Linked DNA regions of Homo sapiens: region 2 is linked to region 1. The links are chromatin loops, found by intact Hi-C in ENCODE. Cell type or tissue: transverse colon. All regions are shown on one strand. Links, peaks and the distances in the headings refer to the core of each region. The heading gives the core; the rest is flanking DNA. Region 1 overlaps ECI2 (enoyl-CoA delta isomerase 2). Region 2 overlaps PRP4K (pre-mRNA processing factor kinase PRP4K).

What was found. Hi-C counts contacts between places; a loop is a spot of excess contacts. Peaks named below come from ENCODE experiments on the same cell type or tissue, not always from the same donor. Only the 100,000 strongest peaks of a DNase experiment are listed, where the experiment ranks them.
Region 2: it touches region 1 in a loop (2.5-fold over the local background); 33 of 110 quality-filtered maps call a loop at or near these places.

What each region holds. Positions count from the first base shown.
Region 1 is chr6:4,129,272-4,132,193 of GRCh38, forward strand. ECI2 (enoyl-CoA delta isomerase 2) reads right to left here. Exons shown (of 10, transcript NM_206836.3): 3 at 1,496-1,594; 4 at 1,101-1,289. It also overlaps the pseudogene TEX56P. Among named protein-coding and RNA genes, the nearest start is that of ECI2, 4.8 kb to the right of the region's middle. In transverse colon, for the core only: no CTCF peak of the experiment used is centred there; a DNase peak (open chromatin) is centred at 1,500.
Region 2 is chr6:4,033,251-4,036,172 of GRCh38, forward strand. All of the region lies in intron 2 of PRP4K (pre-mRNA processing factor kinase PRP4K), which reads left to right. Among named protein-coding and RNA genes, the nearest start is that of PRP4K, 13 kb to the left of the region's middle. In transverse colon, for the core only: no CTCF peak of the experiment used is centred there; no DNase peak of the experiment used is centred there.

The DNA.
Region 1 (2,922 bases), core at 144-2,643:
CCAGCTAATTTTTTGTATCTTTAGTAGAGATGGAGTTTCACCATGTTGGCCAGGCTGGTCTTGAACTCCTGACCTCAAGTGATCTGCCCACCTTGGCCTCCCAAAGTGCTGGGATTACAGGGGTGAGCCACCACGACTGGCTATCAGGGTTTCAATTTAGGTTTTGCTGCTTATTTGTTATGTGAACTTGAGTAAGTTACTTCTTAATCTAATTATTTTATTGTTAAGTAATGATAACAGTAGGCTCCCTGTGAGAATTAAATAAACTTCTGTGTGGAGAGTGCTGGCACTCATTAGACACTCTGTACAGAGTAGCTATTATTATTATAGTTGTAGAGAAATGAGTCAGGGGAAAGTGGAAATAAAGTTTGAGCATTAAATGCTTTATTAGTTGAATGACACATATCCTACTTCATGAAATTCTGAAGATGATTTTAAAGTGAGTATGCTCTTTCTGCCACAATGGAGGTTATTGACCCAATGGTCATAGTCCTCTGAAATTTTAGTCCCAGTTGAGCACCAAGCATCCAATTAATTCCCTATAATTTTTTTCAAGAAGAAGGGGCTAAGGTAGTTATTTTATTATCATTCTAGTTCAGTGAGAGATTCAAAGACTAACGTTACCGAGTGAAGCAGCTACTTTAAAGCGGAGCTGGGTGATAATTTGTTTAAGATGAAGTCCTTCTCTCCTTTCTCCCTATACTTATAAAAAATGAAGCCCCCGTGCAAGCAGAAAGACTTACTTTCATGTCTAAGTGACATGAAGATACTTCTGGGAGCAGTCTACACCAACCTTAGATGGCTTCTATGCAAATTCTCTCATAGCAACATGTTTCATTTATATTCATTTATTTCTGCTTCCATTATTAGGAAAATCACAGTGCCTTCTGGGTATATCAGAACCTACCTGAAATTCACAAACTCTAAACAATGAATGCTCAACTCTGTTGTATGAAGTAGCCACAATTACCAACCTTCCTGCACAAATCAAACAAGAGATATCTTAAAATAGGAATGATGCTGAAACTCTACAGCTTTTGTGTGAAACACATAGAAGAAGAAAGTAAAACAGGACAAACTCCGTGGGCAGGTAACATTACCTCAGTGTTTATGGCATTTTTCTTTTTGGGCCGGTTGAACATGATCTTTGTGATGCCATCTTCGGAGGTCACCACCAGAGTTTCAAACCCAGTTGATTTCCTGTCTGTTCCAGGCTCCACCTGACTAGAGGATTCCAATGAAGGACTCAAACTGGACACCAAATCCACATAGTTCTGCCTGGCAGCTTCCTGAACGGACGATGACAAACAACCTCAGCCCATGGTCAATGAATAAGCACTTTGAGAAAGTTACTATACTAATAACTAACACCTTGCAATGAAGAAAGAATAGAAGCACATCAAGATCTTGAAGACTCCATTTACAATGGCTTAATGAGAAGCACAAACTTCTTTAGAAGTACAGCAAATAAAAGCACAGTAACTAGTAAACTCACCTTGGGCAGGCTGCCAAGGGCATTCCATGCGTCCCATTTGGCCTTGTTGATCAAGTCAAATACACCTGGTTTGGGCATGTTACAAGGTCCTTCAGTGGCCTGTGAAAAGGAGAGGGGCAATATGTTCAAATGTCCATGTAAACTAGACCCCTAAATATTTAAGATCCATAAAATCTGTAAGTACATGAATGCCTCCCCCAAATCCTTTCACAGGGTATGTAAATTGATCTGAATTTTCCCCTCCAGTCTCTTTGATGTTGTTGCCAAAAATGCACAAACAGAAAAAAGACTGGAAATAAATTATAACTGCCTGTCTATGAAAATAATGCAGGATAAAGGTTTTGGGGAAGTATTTTCTAAAAAAATCTAATGGTTCATTAGTTTTATATTGGTAATCACATTTTCCACAAACAATCAAAATATTCAAGCAAACAATCTTTACAAGGAACTAGTCAACAAATACTTGAAAACCCACAGCATATTCCAAAAGCCCATCTGAAGGTACAAAAAAAAACACCACTAATTCAGTGGTGGACTTTTGGTACCTGGGTAACAAAACTGTAGCTGAGGGGCTAGGGTGGGGCTATCAGAGCTACTGGTTCTTAGGAAACCTAACTGAAGAACATGTAAGTAAAAAGCAAAAAGGAATTAAATTTTATTTTTGAGGCTAGGTGGAGTGGGTGTTTTGAGATGAATAAAATATCCCACTCAGCTACTTTTCAGAAATAGCAATTTAAAATTCCAGTTAAAATTTTTAAAATTTTATAATACAGTTAGAGAGGAAAGAAGAAAGAGTCTTTGAAAAACAAGCCAGGTGTGGTGGCTCACACCTGTAATCTCAGCACTTTGGGAGGCTGAGGTGGGTGGATCACCTGAGGTCAGGAGTTCGAGACCAGCCTGACCAATATGGTAAAACCCCATCTCTACTAAAAATACAAAAATTAGCCAGGCATGGTGGCAGGTTCCTGTAATTCCAGCTGCTTGGGAGGCTGAGGCAGAAGGATTGCCTGAACCTGGGAGGCAGAGGTTGCAGTGAGCTGAGATGGTGCCGCTGCACTCTACCCTGCGTGACAGAGCAAAACTCTGTCTCAAAAAAACAAAATAAAAACAAAAGAAAAAAGAAAAAAGAAAAAGGCAGTAAAGGAGGTTATGAATTTCTTTAGACAGAGATAGTGTCATCTGGCAAGAGTTGGCCAACCTAGAAGTTAGAGGGAACACAGTCCACAGGATAAGGGCTTGCCTTTGTCTCCTGACTGTCCTCAATGCTAACACCAATTGCAAGGCTGGAGGGCACCCAGGACCACCCTCAAGTGCAACAATTTGCTAGAAAGACACCCAGAACTCACTGCAAGCTGTTAAACGCACAATTAATAGTTTATTAAGGGAAAGGATAGAGATTAGAATCATCCAAGGGAGGACACACACAG
Region 2 (2,922 bases), core at 214-2,713, 96 kb before region 1:
CCCAAAGTATAATTAAAATGGAAAATTTTGTATTAATACATATAATCTCATTGTTGAAAAGTAGTATCTCTTAAGCTTAAGAAGAATAGTATATGAAATTATTTTGTACTATTTGAATAATATATTGTCTTAGTTCTTATAAATCCTCATGTGATTATCTTAACTCATGAGGTGAAGGGGCTCTCATACCTAATTTATAAATGAAATAGAATCAGAGAATGTATATAATTTACGTAGGATCATAGAACGGAAGTATTTGCGGGGAGGAGTGTTTATACCACTTAAACTACTTTAGAAACAGATTTCTTAATGTCTTTTTTGTATTTAGTATTTAAGTATTATGAAATTGCCAGCTAGGTTTTGCTTATTAAAAGAGTATTGGCTTATACTATATAAGGATGTTATTAATTCCTAGCCGTTTACTGTGTTCATAATAATATTTTCTGTGAATGGGTATAAATATAAACTCACCCTGAAAGTGAAGTCATCATATTTTCAGAGAAATTTCAAATTTTATTTCCAAGTGCTGTGTCTTAAGAGCGTCTTGATTCTTTACTTCTGAGTGGCACTGTAATGAAATAGCCCCTTTTTCCTTTGGCTTCCTGGATTGAGGCAGTGATTAGTTTTACTGATTCTGTTATCTCAAGTGCTTCTTAATTATCTTGGTGGTCTTTCAGTTTGCTTTGTTTGAAGAGCAAATTCTGAGGAGTTTATTAAGGACTAGAGCTGAGTATTTGAAACAAAAATATTTTTTTAAATTACAGAAGTGATGCATACTTACTTATTAAAGAGAAATCCAAATAAGCCTGTAAATTGTCTCCCTTTTCATTTCTCCACTACCACTCCTTAGAAATTTACTTTATCTTAGGTCTTTCCTTGTACAGACAATAACATGAATATAAGGGAATTTTTTTTTTTAACAAAACTGGAGTCATATTATTCATATTCACATGTGGCTTGCTTTTTTCAGGAAACATTTCTGCGACAAAACATATAGATTGTTTTTCATTCTGCCTGACAGCAACTGGTATTTCAGTGTAGATGTATTATAGTATCATTCTCCTATTGAAACTGATGAAAAATTTAGGTTGGTTCCAGTTTTTCACTATTATATGCGAAGATGTGCCTTGGTTATATGTGAGGTTTCTTTATAGAATAGACTCATAGAAGTGGACTTGCAAAGTCTCAGAGTATGTACATTTACATTGTAGAAAGTTATTGCTAAATTTCCATCCAGGAAAGTTAGGTCAATTTCTACTTCTACTTCTATGACTATGTGAACTGCCCCTTTTCCTGAAACTGTATTAGGAAAGTTTAGGAAAACCTTTATTACCAGGATACCATATAGTATTTTGTCACTCTTAAAAACAGAACAAAAAACCCAAAAATTGTTTTAATCGAAATTTCTTAGGTGACTAGTGAGGGTGAACATTTTTATTTTCTTTATTTTTATTTATTTATTTTATTTTATTTTATTTTTTGAGATGGGGTCTTGCTCTGTTGCCAGGCTGGAGTGCAGTGGCGTGGTCTCGGCTCACTGCAACCTCTGCCTCCTGGGTTCAAGCGATTCTCCTGCCTCAGCCTCCCAAGTAGCTGGGATTACAGACACGCACCACCATGCCCAGCTAATTTTTGTATTTTTAGTAGAGACAGGGTTTCACCATGTTGGCCAGGCTGGTCTTGAACTTCTGACCTCGTGATCCGCCCACCTCGGCCTCCCAAAGTGTTGGGATTACAGGCCTGAGCCACTGTTTATTTTCATTGCATTTTAGCAGACAACACTCTGTTCTTTTTATACTAGTTTACTTTATCCCATCCATTTATATATACATATATATACACATATATGTGTGTTGTTTTTGTTTTGTTTTGTTTTGTTTTTTTGAGATGGAGTCTCGCTCTGTCGCCCAGGCTGGAGTGCAGTGGTGTGATCTTGGCTCACTGCAACCTCTGCCTCCTGGGTTCAAGCAATTCTCCTGCCTCAGCTTCCCCGAGTAGCTGGGACTACAGGTGTGCGCCACCACGCCCGGCTAATTTTTTTTTTTTTTTTTTTTTTTTTTTTTTTTTGATATTTTTAGCAGAGATGAGGTTTCCCCACGTTGGCCAGGCTGGTCTCGAACTCTTGACCTCAGGTTATCTGCCTGCCTTGGCCTCCCAAAGTGTTGGGATTACAGGCGTGAGCCACCGCACCCAGCCCATTTATATTTTTTAACTGGTCTTTTGAGGCTGTGCGTGTATGTGAGCAGATTAAATAAAAGAGTTTCCTCAGATGGCCCTATCAAGAAGTAAGCACTACCAAGAAGTAAGCACTACAGATCTGAATCAAAGTCTACCTTGCTCATTTTGGCTGGATCAGAGAAGGATTCTTGGGTTCTGTATACCGTGCTGAAACATGCAAGGCAGGTTGTGTTTTTAGGTTTTTATTAAATGAGGAAGGCAAGTTGCAGTGGCTCACGCCTGTGTTCCAGCACTTTGGGGAGGCTGAGACGGGTGGATCACCTGAGGTCAGGAGTTCGAGACTAGCTTGACCGACATGGAGAAATCCTGTCTCTACTAAAAATATAAAATTAGCTGGACGTGGTTGCTCATGCCTGTAATCCCAGCTACTCAAGGCTGAGGCGGGAGAATCTCTTGAAGCCGGGAGACAGAGGTTGCAGTGAGCCGAGGTCACACCATTGCACTACAGCCTGTGCAACAAGAGCAAAACTCCATCTCAAAAAATAATAATAATAATAAATGAGGAAAATACTGTAATATTATTTGATTATGGAGACAAACCTATTTACAATCTGACTGTTCAGATTGAATAGTTGTGACCAAACCTGGAATAACATTAAGAAATGTTCAAAACCTGTTTTAAAAAATTAAGCTGTAGAAAGGCCTGTTGTAATACAAATATCACATTAAACAAGAGTAAAACTC